Regions from separate parts of the Homo sapiens genome. Here region 2 is linked to region 1. A link is an interaction called in ENCODE POLR2A ChIA-PET data of the cell type or tissue named here. Cell type or tissue: endothelial cell of umbilical vein. All regions are shown on one strand.

The links. Peaks named below come from ENCODE experiments on the same cell type or tissue, not always from the same donor. Only the 100,000 strongest peaks of a DNase experiment are listed, where the experiment ranks them.
Region 2: POLR2A ChIA-PET joins it to region 1 with 7 read pairs; 2 of 35 experiments call an interaction of 5 or more read pairs at or near these places.

What each region holds. Positions count from the first base shown.
Region 1 is chr4:98,688,959-98,696,958 of GRCh38, forward strand. No RefSeq gene overlaps it. Among named protein-coding and RNA genes, the nearest start is that of TSPAN5-DT, 34 kb to the left of the region's middle. In endothelial cell of umbilical vein, no CTCF peak of the experiment used is centred here; DNase peaks (open chromatin) are centred at 173 and 3,653; H3K27ac peaks cover 1,168 bases.
Region 2 is chr4:97,641,471-97,649,470 of GRCh38, forward strand. All of the region lies in intron 10 of STPG2 (sperm tail PG-rich repeat containing 2), which reads right to left. Among named protein-coding and RNA genes, the nearest start is that of STPG2-AS1, 280 kb to the left of the region's middle. In endothelial cell of umbilical vein, no CTCF peak of the experiment used is centred here; a DNase peak (open chromatin) is centred at 5,741.

The DNA of each region.
Region 1 (8,000 bases):
CTAATCTCCCCTAACAGAGGCCAGAGTGTAGCTGAAACAGCTCTTCTGACAGTTAGGAAGCTCTGATTCTGTCAGTCATTTTCTGTTCTTTATCATGTTTTTTTTCAAAGGAAAAAGCTGTTTTCCTGTGTGTGAGAACATTCTCTCTTATCTAATAATGCTCAATTGTCTTTCTGTTCCATTAGTGTGCAGGAAACCACCTGTCCAATTGAGATCAGAGCTGCAGATGTCAAAGTGTCTCATTTTATATAGATGTGCAGCTGTCAGATCAGAGATCAAAGGCTTCTCTTTAATGAAAACAAGTCATCTTTACCAACATGACTGTAGAATTTATACGAATACAGTTATCTGGATTGAATGATTGGCATTCATCTTTTTCAAGCTCCCATCATTTTAACAATGACTTGGCTCTCCCAACTTCCTCAAGTAAAGAACGAGGCAAACATCCTAACCTCTGCTCCCTCTCCTCTAATTCTGCTCCTATTTCTCTGGTCCCTGTACCAGAGGATTCATAATGGTCTCCCATGGGTCATGCTTGAGAGAGTTTTATTTGACCAAATGCATATAAAAAAAATTGTTGGGATTAAGGGCCAGTATTTTCAAATTGGAAGATTTCACATAAAAATCAGATCTCCAATTTTTCTTGAAAAATCAGGCAGTCCCAACACTGAGTTGTATTCTCAAAGACGAATATTGTAGTGTAGTCACTAAGGTGGTTTCCAATGATGCTTACCTCCTGGTTTGCATGCCTTTGTCAAATCTCCTCCCCTTGAGTGTGTGGTGAACTTGGCTCACTTCTAATTAACAGAATCCAGCAACAATGATAGGATGTCACTTCTGAGATTGGGTTACAAAAAGACTGCCTTCCATCTTTCTTCCTCGCTTGCTCTGGAGAGGCGCTGACTGCCCTATTATGAGCTGCCTTAAGGAGAGACCCATATGAAAAGGAACCAATTCCATCAGCCACCAGCCACCAGGGACCTGAGGCCTGCCAACAACCACATGAATGAGTTCAGAAGTAGATCCTCCCTCAGTTGAACCTTAAGCCAAGACCACAGACACAGCTGACACCTTTATTATTGTCTTGTGAGAGACCATGGATTAGAGGACCCAGTTAAACCATGCCTGGATTCCTGGCCCACAAAAACTGTGAGAAAATATGTTTGTGTTTTAAGTCAATACGTGTTGGGGTAATTTGTTACCCAGCAATAGATAACCATTGCAGTAACCATTAGTGATCAGGTGGAGCTGAGCACAGCTGTGCCCTTTGGAAGGCATGCATTCTCTCTGCTTGCACTTGTCCAGCCCACCCATGGTCATTGAGACCCTGCTCTATGCTGTGTATTAATCCACTATTCATTCAGTCACCCCATCAGGACCTCCCTTGATCCACCAGTTACTCAGTGCTATAGGAGATACCTCTGGGTTTCATTCCCTCTTCTTTGCTCTGCATGTCCTAATCATGGTTCGATCCCTCCTATTATCTTGCTTGGACTTTGGCAGCTATCTCCTAATTCCTCTCAGTTTCTTGTCCCACTCACCTCCAATTCATCCCTCCATGCTGCTGCCAGACAGCTATTTCTAAATGCTCTTCAGGATGAAATCTAAACTTTTGGCTTGGTTTCCAAGGCCCTCCAGGATGACCAAGCCCCCCTCACGCTCCAGCCACATCTCTCCCACACCTCCCTTTGCCGCTGCTGGGAACTATGCACTCTAGTCACCCGAAACTCCTCACTCCTCCTCAAATGCGCCTAGCTGCACCATATTTCTGGGCCTTTGCCCACCCTGATCCGTTGGCCTACAATGAAATGCCCTTCTCTGCCTCCCTGCCTCATGACCACACCTCACCTTTCTAGCATCACCTCCTCCGTGAACCCCTTGCTAAATCATGCCCCCAAGCAATCAACTGCTGCTTGCTGGTGCCCCTATAGCCATCTGTTCATGCTGCTCTCTTGGTGTCTGGATCACCCAATCACACTTGCTGCCTCATCTGTCATTATCTCACCTGGAGGGAATGGTGGCAAGATCACCACCTCTGTACCTGCATTGTCCAGCATAGTGCCAGTACAGGGAGGGGACTCAACTCACAACAGTGTTTCTGCAAAACAACAACAATAAAAATGTCTCCATTGTTTCCCCTTAATGCCACCACTTGACAGTTCCCCTACCTGGAATAGAAGCCACCCAACTTTCCTTCTATTTATTCTTTAGGTCACAGCTTAAGCGACATTCTCTCAGAGACCATTCCCTAAGCCCTTAGATCACACTGATGCCGCCTTTAATAAGACTCAACACTGCTGTAATCACCAACATGGCATCCCAGTGATTTGATTATATATTTGTTTATTTAATGCCTACAACAGTCCTATCAGGGTTCTCCCAGTTGACAGACGAAGAAACTGAGGCATTTGAACCCAGGCAGTATGACTTAGGGTCTATGTGCCTGAATAGGCACTCTTATAGTACCTGTTTATCAGCCACCCTCCCACCTCCTACACAAACAAACCATTAGACAGTAGGCTCCAACAGGGTCAAGCCTAACTTGTCCCTAATGTTCCCCAACCCAGTGGCTGCTACAAAGTAGGTATATGAATGGATTGACTCTGAATTCCTGAGAACAGATGGACAAATGAATTTTGAAATTCAGTAATCTATACCTGGTCGCCTGGGTCAAGAGATGCAACTCTAAATAGCTCACCTCGTAGAGCCAGGTGGAGTTTGCCACATTTCATGACAAGGTCAGGTGTCTAAAGTTTGATAATGCAGAGATTCCAGAGCTGGTTGCAGCCTTCTCGGGAAACAGGAGATATCTAAGCTCCATATTTGGTCATGAGTGCCCTGGTAACTGCTCTGACTCTGCCCATTGAGGGCTCCAGGAATTCTCAAGTGGACCCTCAAGAATGTATCAACTTCTCATAGAGAAGGAGCTGATGTCTGTTAAGCCCTCCTACAATGCTCCAGGAACTCCCTGACAGAAGCTCCGATCCTCACAATTCTCCAGGGACACTTTGCTGTGAGGATTTAAGCTCTGACTGGATACTCCATGAGGGCAGGGCTCTGTATTCCCAGCACCTAGAACAGCTCATGGTGGCTCATGGTGGGTGTTGAATAAGTATTTGTTGAGTGAACTTTAGAGATGAGGACACAGGCTTGGGAAGTTCAAGCGTCCTACCCATCACCACACAGCTAGTAAGTTGTGCAGTCAGGATCTCCATGCAAGGCTCTCTGTAGCTAAATTCATGCTTTTCCCAGTATTTCATACTTATTCCACATAATTACCCATTCCCAAGTAAATTCTCAGTATTGTTAGGGTCTTGAGAGTTCAGGGGTGAGAGCCATGTTACCGAAGGCCCAAAATGCGGCTCTTAAAATTTGCGCTTATGTGAATTGAGCTGGCTGTGGATATCAGAGAACTTCAGAAACTCTTCAGCCTTAAAGCAGATTGCAGCGATGGGAATGTGGAAACCATATTCTAAGGGGCTAGTGGATCCCCTTCCCCCACAGTCCTCAAGCCAATCTTTTCCCTTCATTATCACCGTCTGCCAAAAAAAAAAAAAAAAAAAAAAAAAATCAGAAAGGCTCTTTTTGCACTCTCTTTCCTGAACGTTCATGTCAGCAGGCTCTCTTCCTGAACATTCGTGAGCCACTGATGTTTCCTGTTAAATGCATTGCTTTCAGGGCTGACTCTCCGGCTGGATTAAAAGGTATGCAGTCCTGTACAAGCATTAACTCGTGGCTGTGCACTGCATTTTTAAAGGCCCAGAGAGCTGCTGAAGTACGAAATGAAATATCTTTACAAATGACTGGCCTCATTTAGTCTATAAAAATGCTGGGCTCGTTATTTATGTGGATTACCTATCCCCTCATTATAAATCTTGGAGAGAAATTTCTATCTTCACCCTTTCATGTTACATATTTTTGAGATTCTATTTCTGTTATCTGCAAAGAAAAATTTAGCTTCCAGATGAAGTATTATGATTACCCTGCAAAAATAAATGATTCTAACTAGTTATAGAATAAGTGTTATTGGATATGAATTCATCAACCTCCTTGCCTACTATGCCCTTTCTTGTTTGGTGTGTGTGTAAGAACCAGAATATAATGATGGGTTTGCTCGGCAACTTATGTGTAGGGAAGCTCTGTTAACATCCGATTTGGAGAGCTGTGGCTCTCAATTTAGAAATTTGAAAATTGGTAGCAGTTGAGTTCAGAAAATATGTGTCTATGTGAGAAACTGATGTAACTAGCCTTATATGTTACTGAGTAAGGCTAGTATGGTCACTAGATGGCATAATTTGAGGCCAAGTATTAATATTGTTAGAGTTAGATTTGCTATTCCAGCTCACAGTGTTATTAATCTGGGGGTTAAGTGGTAGGGAAAAATCAAATATAGACTAGACCGTACTGAAGAGGTAGTATCCTGAGATGAAAACTGTATGAGATTTAGAATCTGATTCTGCCACTATTTGCTGTGTGTCCTGCAGCAAGTCACTTGCCCTCTCCGAGCCCCACATTTCCCATTTCTAAAAAATATTTAGGCTAGGTGCAGTGTCTCATGCCTGTAATCCCAGCACTTTGGGAGGCCAAGGTGGGTGGATCACCTGAGGTCAGGAGTTCGAGACCAGCCTGGCCAACATGGCAAAACCCTGTCTCTACTAAAAACAACAATAACAAAAAATTAGCCAGGCACCTGTAGTCCCAGTTACTCAGGAAGCTGAGGCAGGAGAATCGCTTGAACCCAGGAGGCAGAGGTTGCAGTGAGCTGAGATGGTGCTACTGCACTCCCGCCTGGGCAACAGAGCGAGACTCTGTTTCAAAACAATAAAATAAAATAAATTTAATAATATTCACTTCACAGGATTGTGGGAAGGGTCAAATTCAAGATTGTTGGTGAAAGCACTGATGTCTCCCCACCTAGCTCCCTTAAACTGGGGCTGTGATCTCACTTTAGCCTGCTGAGGCAAGCTGCATCCCACTCAGCTTTCCTCCACCTTTCAGCCTAGGGTATTTTACAGTTTGTAGTTCCCTCTTATTCTCGATGTACTTGAGTTATCTTGTGTTTGCTAGTCAGATTATGGGTAGAAAATTAATAAATATGGCTGAAAAATGTAAATGTTGGGAGGAGGAATCAAACGTCCGGGCTGGTTTCGCCAATCATTCACCTAGGCACGTTAGTTTCTTAATGTGGCCTCTGACTTGCTGTGCAGGATAGGAGTCTTGACACTGGTTCTCCTCAACACCCTGTAACCAGTCATCACAGAAGAGCCACACCTGAGGCCTCCAGCCTACAGCGTGAGGAATCACAAAGATGAGGGTGGGACGCCATCTGCATCCAGGTGAAGGGCTCCGCCCCTGGAGCAAGACTGCCCGTGTGAGAATCCTGCCCTGCACTTGCCAGCTGTGGGACGGTCGGTGCCAAATATTCTTATGCTGCACTGGCCTCATTGTGAAATGGGGACATGAATAATACTTCCTTGTTGTTAAGCATTTGTGTTAATATTCATATCAGCATTAGAATTATTTCAGCTTTTTTAGGTTTCAGAAATGAACTTGTTCAGATCAGTTTCTGTTGGTTACAAAGAACAGACATCACCCAAACAAGGTCAAGTAAAAGGGGATTATGAAGAGGTATGAGAGATTCTCAGGTTAATGAAGTGTGAGAAGTATAACCAAGCCTCATAGGAACTGGACGGGCATCTATCTTTCTCTCTCTCCAAGCATGCAAGCATGCACGGGCAGCGCACACACACAGAGAGAGAGAATTCTTCATCGTTTCTCTCCCTGCATTTGCCCCATTCTCCATGGCAGATCAGCATCCTCTATTTCTCATGGTTTCTGCCCCTCCATACAACTTCAACTTGCATGTGGTGCGAGCCAGCCAGGGGCCTTGAATATGTAATTTTCATGGTCATGTAATCACAGGCACTGCATTTCTTCTGTCAAATTCTAGAGAGAAGCTGATGGAATTTTGGCCACATTATGGATTGATTTTTTGGGGGACTCAGATGTGGTGCTCCCTGGTTCAGTCTGCTGTGATTGGTGAGTGTGGGTCACATGATACTGGAATAACTCTGTCCAAGGGAGGCAGGTAGGGCCCAGTAAGCTAAAAACAGGACTTCTACCATAAAAAAACTTTAGAAGACAAATTTCACCTTAACTATGGAAACTGTTAAATTTTAAATTTCATAGAAAAATCTTTTCATAAAACATTACTCATTTTTTCATGTTTCATAAAACCACTTCTTTCTGATAAAAGTAATACATACATATTTTATACCTTTGGAAAATATACACCAAGAATATTAAAAGTAAGAATCAACCTTATTTTTCCAATTTAGAAATTAACTGGGTTAACATTTTTATATTTATTTTTTCTCTAGTATTTTTTCATTTTTGAGGTTATATTGTAACTATTATTTTGTAACATAGTTTTTCTCAGTTTGAATTCTCCAGGAACAAATTCTGAAATAAGGATTCCAGGCTGGGCGCAATCACACCTATAATACCAGCACTTTGGGAGGCTGAGGCGGGCAGATTGCTTGAGTCCAGGAGTTTGAGACCAGCCTGGGCAACATGGCGAAACGCCATCTCTATTAAAAATACAAAAAAATTAACCGGGCATGGTCATGTGTGCTTGTAGTCCTAGCTACTTGGGAGGCTGAGGTGAGAGAATCACCTGAGCCTGGGAGGTTGAGGCTGCAGTGAGCTGAGATCACGCCACTGCACTACAGCCTGGGCAACTGGAGTGAGACCATGTCTCAAAAAAGAAAAAAAAATTCAAGAGCACATAATTTATCTTTAAAACTATCCCAGGAAACACCAGTAGGAAAGTGGAAAAGAGATATAAGGAAGGGAAATGTTACAGTCATTATAGCTGTGTAACAAATTACTCCTGAGTGATACAAAACAACCACAGTGTTATTTTGCATAAGATTTGGTGCATCAGGAACTCAAGAAGGGCTCAGCTATAGAAGTCCACCAGGGCTGCAGGCATCTGAAAGCTCTGTTGGGCTGGATGTTCAAGATGGCCATTCCCATAGCTGGCAGGGGATCCAGATCTTTGCATGGGGCACCCCAGCATAGCAACTTCTGTTTAGTGAGACTTCTTAGTCTGTGACTAGTTTCCCCAAGAGTGAGCGCCCAAGAGAAGTAGATGGAAGCCAATGGCCTTTTATGGTCTATCCTTGAAAATCATACAGTGTCACTTCTGCCATCGTTTTCTATGAAAGCAGTTGCAAGCCCATGAGGGAAGAGACATAGATCCTACCACTTCATGGGAGGAGCGCTGTAGAACTTGAAGCCTATTAAAAAAAAATCACCACAGAAAGAAAGCCAATAAATTGTATGTAGTTAATCCAGTTGGCACTGTGTTGCAGCAGGAGCTGAGTTCTGCTGGAGAAATCTAGAAAAATTTGAATATAAAAAACATCTCAAATTGTCCCAATGGAAGGCTGCGAAAACTAAGGTGTTCAACCATCAATTTCCCATTAATAATTGGTCAGGCTGGGGAGTGGGAAGAGGGAGCATTAATTGCCCTGGGAATGGAGAAGTTCCCTGGCTTTGATTTCTAGCATACTGGCCAGTGGAAAGCCTCAGGCAGAGAGTTTCAGGTCTTCACAGCAAGCAGCCTTTCAGCAACAGAGCTCTGCACAGAGATGAATGCCATGGGGTTCTGAGGAAGGTACCAATAGTAACTGGCACAAATATCTTAAGCATTTTCTTTGTCATTAAATTCTCTCTGTGACAACTTTTAATGGTTAGATATTTTATTTTGTTTAATTAACATCTCTGTGCATCAAGCTGAGAGCTAGGGGAAGAAAAAAATCACACCGCGGTGTCAGTTAATGTCACTGCATGTTCTCTAACTTTGGGCCACCAATTGTTCATCTTTCTAATTTTCCTTAGCTCCCTCTCTTGACACCAAACTTTCACTTCTTTCCCTGAATCTCTTTTCAACTTGCATCCCATTTACTCTTAGCCGATGAGCTAATCTGCTTCAG
Region 2 (8,000 bases), 1.0 Mb before region 1:
TATCTATCAGTTCTATTTTAGTTATTTCTATTGTGTCTGAAGCAGAACATGTTGTAACCAATATCAAAGATATAGAATATAATTTTAGCTAATTTTTGAATTCATTATAACTTTTATTATTTCACTTTATCAAAGACCATGACAGCAGAGCAGTTATACACAGATTTTTTTAAAACCTAAAACTCACTTCTTTCAACTTTTGTATGTCCAAATGGAAAAAAATGAAAAAAAAATTGAACATACATACAAATATATAGTACTATAATAAAAAAGGAAATTCATTGATGTCTTTTAAACAATATTTTATATTGCTTTATTTCTTATTTTTCTCCTAAGAAGTGTTTGCTAAAAGATGAAATAATGCCTACTAAATATCTCTTCCCTTATCTCTTTATTTGATAGTTCACTGTCATCAATACCTGGAGCAAATATGACATAAGAAAGTTGTAAGCATAGTTGTTTTTGATCAAAGCATGATTACATGCATAAAATAATAACACCTATTCTTTATTCTCCATGGTTTATTTGGCATTTAACTTATTATGCTCTAACCAATAAATCATAAAGTTGTTTTCTCTCCAAATTATTGTATTGGCAATAATGACAAATGAAAGTGACTTGCTTGTGACTTTTACTATGCAACATAAACAGATCCAAAGAAAATACATTAGACCTATTTGTAGAGTGTTTTATAGGAAGATGGAAACTGCAGATAAATATAAAAATAAAAATAAAATGCTCCCATGTAATATATTATTTTGTCTACATTAACATCAATAAACCTCATAATTCATACATTTTATATGTAGTATATGCCATTAAACATGCTTTATGAAATGAATATGCTTTATAAACTGAAAATATACTAATATTTTTAGTATCACATATTCTGTGATAAACATTGACATATTTAAGGTTTAGGAAGTACTATTGATAGCATTTATGATAAATAACATTTGGTAAAAAATATAAAATGTACTTTGCCATGAATTTTGATCTATAAATATTATTTATAACAAATCTGATAGAAATATTTACATATTATATCAACTTCTCAGGACCAAGGAAGTGAAAATATTTAATGCACATTCTATCTAATGTTAAATCATTTTCTAGAAAAATCAAAGCAGCATATAACTTGTTTTCATAAAGATCATGGTAAAATTTTAAGTTGTTTTACTGAATGTAACATAATTATTTTACTGATTTTAGTTATAAACAATTCACGTAGGCACAACGTTAATTCTCCATTTTTGAATTGCTGAACTTATTGAAAATATCACACAACCAATAAAATATAAGAAAATTCATGTTATATATTAACTTTTCTTACACGTTTATATGTTAGACTGCAATGGAATATGTAAACTGAAATTTTAGAAAAAAATAATCAAAACAAAAAAAGAAAATTAAGCCTTAGAGAACAATTGCCAAATAAATTCAAAAGAGCTGAAGAGCTCTGGAACTTTTCAGTAGTAAAGCAATATTAACCACGACTTTGAAAAATGCCTAGACCAGAATACTAATAAATATCTGATGAATGAATGAATCAATCAATCATGTGATTATGTATTTTTCCTTGGAATAATTATATATTTTTTCATGGAACTGCTAAAAATAACTCCTTATTCATTATATAACAGACATTTACTGAATGCATATTATATGCCAGAAATACTAGAATGTAACCTCATGGAGCTTTTAATCTAGTAGAAATTTTAATGGAAAAATTTTTAAAAAGAGGTTGTTCAATTTCAGTGAACAACCTTTTAAAGATATTGCCAAAATTATCTCCATTTTCTAACAGGCTATTTAAATTATTATGGAGAAATTCTTTGGTGCTGCTCTCACATTCAATGAAACAAACTCTATACATGCATTTAGGCATTAATAACTTCCTCTTTGTACAGTCACATTTTAGTCATATAGCAGTTTCCTGATGCATATCATCTTAATTTCCACCTAAGTAGTTTAAGTACAGCATTTTTGAAACAGATTTTGATACTCTTATGGCATCATAGAACAATAGTTTTATTTCATTTATTCTGCATATATAAGTAATCTCCAAAATACAACCATTTAACTCTTTAGCTCTGTAAGTTACTTTAAAGGGCTTATTTGCAACAACATTAAATATACAGTTGTGAGGCTATATATCCAGACATACTTATTAATATTAAATTGACTTTAAACTAATTTCCTTCTTTGTTTAAAGAACTCTTTCAGTTTACTTCTATAAGCATACATATCTAGCAGTGATTGAAGTTGTCTTATTGTGTCATTTCCAAAAGGGACTTTATATTACGAGTGTCTGATATTATAAGAGAATTTGAGATTCTTTTATTATAAAGAGAATTTTGGTAAAATTCACCTTATTTTTGGGCATAGTTACTTTTCCAACAATACCTATAGCCTACAAACTGGGCCTTACAAACTGGGAATCACCAGGAAATAAGTTATAGTAAATTTACCTCAAAGAAGGAGATGAATGTCTTTTAAACATGATTTTCAATCTTTCTAATCTCAAGTATTTTAAATTCTGAAAGTCTAGACTTGAATTGATATGGCAAAGTTCACCTGCCACCTGTCCAGTGACTTAAGAGAATGAAATTTAAAGAGGGGGTGATGCTTATTTGATGTAACCTTTGATCTTTTGACAAACCTATGAAAAACAAATAGAGCTTTAGGAAAACCTTTCCTTTTAAAATGGGCATGCTTATATATTATTTAAGAGAAGTACCTGAGTGACATATTTCTTTTGACAATAAAATGAAAAAAAATGTTTGTAAAGCATCTCAAACACATACAGCATCAGGATACATTAGTTTCTTTCCCTTTCAAAGAAAACCAAACACAAATTGTTACAAGAACTCATGGAGAAAATAAGTCTTCTGTCTCTCCCATGTCACTGCTTTTGACAAATGAATTACCTTTTGTTAGTCCCCAGCCAAACAAATAAGAACCTTAAAAGCAACAGATGAACACTCAACAAATGGATCATTTTTTGTGACAAACTGTCTGGAAGTTGTGCTGGAGGAATGTTTTATTATTTGATCAATGACTTGACGTGTCCTACCTTTTAATACCAAATGGAAAGAATCAGAAGGCAAGCAAACATCGCATGGCTCTAACCACTCATGGGAACTACTAGGGGACATTTGATTTTCAGGAGTTTGGGAACCCGAAACATAACATGATCTATTTTTCAATCAGGCAGATCTCACTTGGGAAAGGTGCAATGATGTTCAATATCCTTTCATTTTAAGAACAACCAAAGTGACTTACCAGAGCATAATTAACAGACCAGTAACATATCCTTTAGTATTCTAGTTTTCTAAAGCCTCCTTACTTTAAACTTTTGGTCAAGATAGGTAAAGTTACCTTGCTTCCCTCTTCTCAAACACAGATTTAAGAGATATTAAAGCTTTTGTCAGTGACAACACTAGATTTTGGATGCTGTTATTTTTTCCTTCACAATGTCATGCTCAAAATTGGATAAAGTGCACAAGCAAATTGCATGGCTCAGCAGTACTGGGAAAGCTAAAGGAAGCTGAGATGTGCTTTTTCTCATATTCTAAACGTACAATTATGAAATTTCTCTGATAACTTTAAAAACTAGCCTTAATCAAATATTATTTAGAGTATAACTTGGAGGTTATAAATAAACTGTTGCCTTTTTATGTAATCCAGAGGGACATAAAAGACAGATGGAGAACTGAGCATGGCCAATTGTTTTTTATAGCTACAGTTTAAAAAAAAAAATCCCCACTCACAAGGCAAAAAGCCTCTGCTACATGGCAGCTGCTGACTAGGGTGAGCAGAAAGTATCTTGCTGAAAAAAAAAAAAAAGAATTCAGCAGTACAGCAATGTGATTAGTTAAGCTCTATGGTGTTCCTCAGATAAAGGACGTGAAGCTGGAATTTTAAAGATAGAGTTCATAAAATAGTATCAAGAAGGCTTTTTATTTTGCCATTGATATTCTAAGAGACTGCGGCTATCAGAGTTGCAAATACTGTATCCAGAATCTTAGACTTCACTAGCTGCCTTTTAACCTTTGCCATGTGGCATATGAATGTGGCTTGTTTAGTGAATTTTATGACATAATTAATAGGCATTGTCAGAGATTCTCATTTATGATCATGGGGGGTTGGCAACCCTTTGTTGCTTTCATTCCAGACTCTGAGAAATTAGCCAGATGGTATGTCCTACCACCAAACTGCAATGTGGAAGACATCCTTCTCAGGACACTTTCAAATCCTTTCTGGCCAACTTCATGGCTTCTGCAGTAGTTAAATTAGTTACAGTTTTACTTAATTAGTTCTAACTGCATAGGTTGTTTATAGATTCCCTCTAAAACTTCACTGAGATAAAAATTAGTACTGTAAATAGTTTAGTTTTCTCACCTATATTTAACTTAGTGAAAAGACAACACAGTATACTACAAAAAGTTATCTCCATTATACATAAATTCCAGTCCAAACTCTGACACAAACACACTCCTTGAGCCCAGAGATCACTCTCACTCAGTTGCTTCATCTTTATAAATAAATATTGGGCTCAATGATCTGATTCTTTCCAACTAGAGAAGACCATGGGCTCTAAGTCTTCCCATGTGCAATCCATCACAAGCTCTATGCTGGTTTAAGTAGACCCTAACTTGGCTTTCAAAAATTAAAATATGTGGTTTTGAAGATTTGTGAGAGTCCTTGAAGTTCTATGACAAATAGCAATTTTTAGTTTTGCTTAGGAACAAATTTTATTTGCACACAGTGCAAGGCTATATGCAGGAAAGTAGGATTTATTATAAGAAAATCTAGTCCTCTATCCACCATTTGTATATCAATGTAGTTGCATGTTATCTTCTCATTATCAGTCTTATTACGGTTGCAAAGCGGCCACTTAATATTTTTCTTTTTTAGTATATCTTCTTTCATTTCATGAAGGAAATCAATAATGTAATATATCCTATTACTTTGAAAAATTAGTCTTTTATATAAAGTGTGAATTATACATTGAGGTTAACTGAACATAGATCTATAATGGAAACCAGGAACATTAGGACCTTTGGGAAATTCCCATATGCATCAATACATATAATTCATATCAGCATTTTCTAACTCCCCACCCTAAGCACTCACAGATTCCAAAAGCTTTGATGCTTTATGTGAACCAATATATACATATACTGTTTATTAATAAAGTTTATTGATTTATATTCTGTAAATTAACAGAAAATGTTTTCAACTGCTTAGTAAGTGATATACATTATAGTGTAAGTTATAATAATTTCAAAATCATTTGTTAATTTTTATAAACATTTGGTGTAATATTTTGTTTGACGTGGCCATCACTAAGTAATGCCTCTGTCTAGTCTATGATTTGACATAGAGAACTGCACCAAACTTTTCTGACATTAAATTTCTACCATTAAATTGACAGTTATTAGGTGCCATCTGGATAGTCATTAGGCGTCTCGATAAGCAGAGAATTTCTCTTCAGATCAATAACATTGTTCATAGTGCTGACTCTTCTTTCAGCTTCAACTAAATAGCAATGGCATGTAAATATTTTCTAGTCCAAGTCTGAGTTCCTTATATATTCAATTTTCTATCACCCACTAAAACATAACAATAATAAATCTGAATCTCACATTTAATTGGATTAAATGAATCATTCTGGTCAGATGAGAAGTAGCATAAATGCTTGTTGGGAGCATGGGCATGTTGCCAGGCTGCTTGAGTTAAAGTTCTGGCTCTGCCATTTAAGTTATAAATAAGCACTCAAATGCTTCAGTTTCCTTTCCTGTTGAATGAGCAAGACTCAAATGTCTTAGAATTGTGTCTGATCCTGGATTTATTGTTAATATCACTGCTATTAATGCCTGTGACTTGCTTTCATGTAGTGAATTAAATAGAGATGATATTTAACTGAGAAGGCTGAAAGCAAGAATTTGCACTTCTAACACCTCCTGGCCTGATATTACTACTGCAGCCTACCTCCATCCTCTGCTTCCTCCTCCTTTGCTAGAATCCCCACCCTGCCAGGAGATTCAGCAGTCCCTGGTCTTTGCCTGAGGCTGTCCCATTATCCCCTATCTTCCAGTTTGCTCCATTCTCTATCTGTCTATCTGCTTTCTTGGAGTCAAGGTCCCAAAAGGGGCTACAGTCTACTCAAGCACAATTTGAGGATGGTAAGGGACGGGCCAAGCAGTGGTGGGTGGCCACAACCTCATGGGGCCAAAATGACACTAAGCATTTGTCCGCCAAGATGCTAGCACTGTCTGTAGGAATACCACCTTTCCTTTTGGTATTTAGGTCTGTTCTGGGCAGAGGGAAACAGGTGTGAATGGGCCAGTCAAAGAGCTACAGTGAGCCATCTGGTAGTCCAGCAGGCTGGCAGGGGCCAGTGTGGGTCTAAATGGTGTTCACTCTGAGGTCCCTGGAACATGGGATAGGCAAGACCCTTGGGCATTACTAGGAGGGAGATCCCATGTTGTTACCTAAGAGCTAATCTGAGAGTTTGGTCAGCAATGGCACTGACTGACCACTTATAATAGCTTAGGCAAAAAGCAGGGTCCTAAAGTCTCCCCACTTAAGATAGGCATTAACCCTTTAGTTGCTGGCGTGGTCTGAAGTAATCCTAGGGGAAGGCTGGGTGGCAAAGGCCCTGGAGTAAAGTGAGCTTGCAACAATGGCACTTTTCAACAGATATAGACATATTTCAACAACAGGTAAAGCCATCCCAGTGTGTGGTGGCTAAACATCAGTCCTATCTAGATGAAGCATGTGCTTTCCACTACTCTCCCATCCCTCAGTCGTGGGCTAGTAATCTGCTGCAATATGCAGATCTCAAAGAATTGTAATGCTGGTATCTACCTGGCTTTAAAATAGCTTGGTAAATAGAAGGTGCTCAACAGATATTTGCTGAATAAGTGAACGAATAAATGTACCTATAGAAAGAAATCTTTTCCTGTCTTAACTTCCTGAAAGGTTTGGACCACTTACTATCAGTGTTTGTGTTTACTTGAATCGATCTTATGCTTAAGGTATGCTGAACACTCTCTCAGCAACAATGAAATTTATTACTACTAAAATGAACATAGGCTTTGAAGTCAGATACATCATAAATCAAATTCCAGTTTTTGTTCTTACCATTTTTAGTGATCATGGACACATAATTTATGTTTTCTGAGGTTATGAGACAATGGGACTCATTTTCTCAAAATTAAGGGTAATAATGTCTTCCTTATATGCTGTTGACAGATCAAGGAAATGTATACAAACTTAGTAAACTCATAACTAGAAATAAAAAATAAGTAGTCCTTGTTATTGTAGTTGTATTATTATTGGTGATGTTATTAATACAATGTATTATACTGTCAGCATCTCCTTCTCTGGAAAAGACAAGTCTTAATACTCAGGTCAAGCTCCCATTACTTTAATTAGCTAAATTCTGGTTTTCCTTTCCATCCTACACATCCAGGTTATAAACTTGCTGCATACATAGAACCAAACCCTAATTGTCTGATGATAATTCAGAACATGGTACTTGACTTCTTTTTTCACTAAAAGCTAGATGTAATTACAGAACTCCTCACTAATTGTCAGAAAATGCTTTGAGGAAAGAATAGGAGCAGGAAAAACATGCTTTCTGATGTATATCCTGCTGATCTGCCAGGCATCCCGACCATTCTTGTTACTACAGAGCAATAACATTTATTATCTTAATTATGTGTAGTATTTTTCTATAAGTCAGGTAATTATTTCACCTTGTAGACCTGTGGACCCAGAGTCCAGGTTAAATGCTTCAAGAAAAAGTTATTTTGTTTCTATAATAATATTAACATTTAATGGGAAAAACAGGTATTCTTTAACACTCTGCTTTCTGAAACATTTCTTTCTCTTTAGTTCTTGTTTTGGCTTTAATTTGAAATAGTCTTAGCTGTCACAGGCTGTTTTTAGGGCAAAAAAATAGTCTTGAAGATTTTTTAACTTATTGA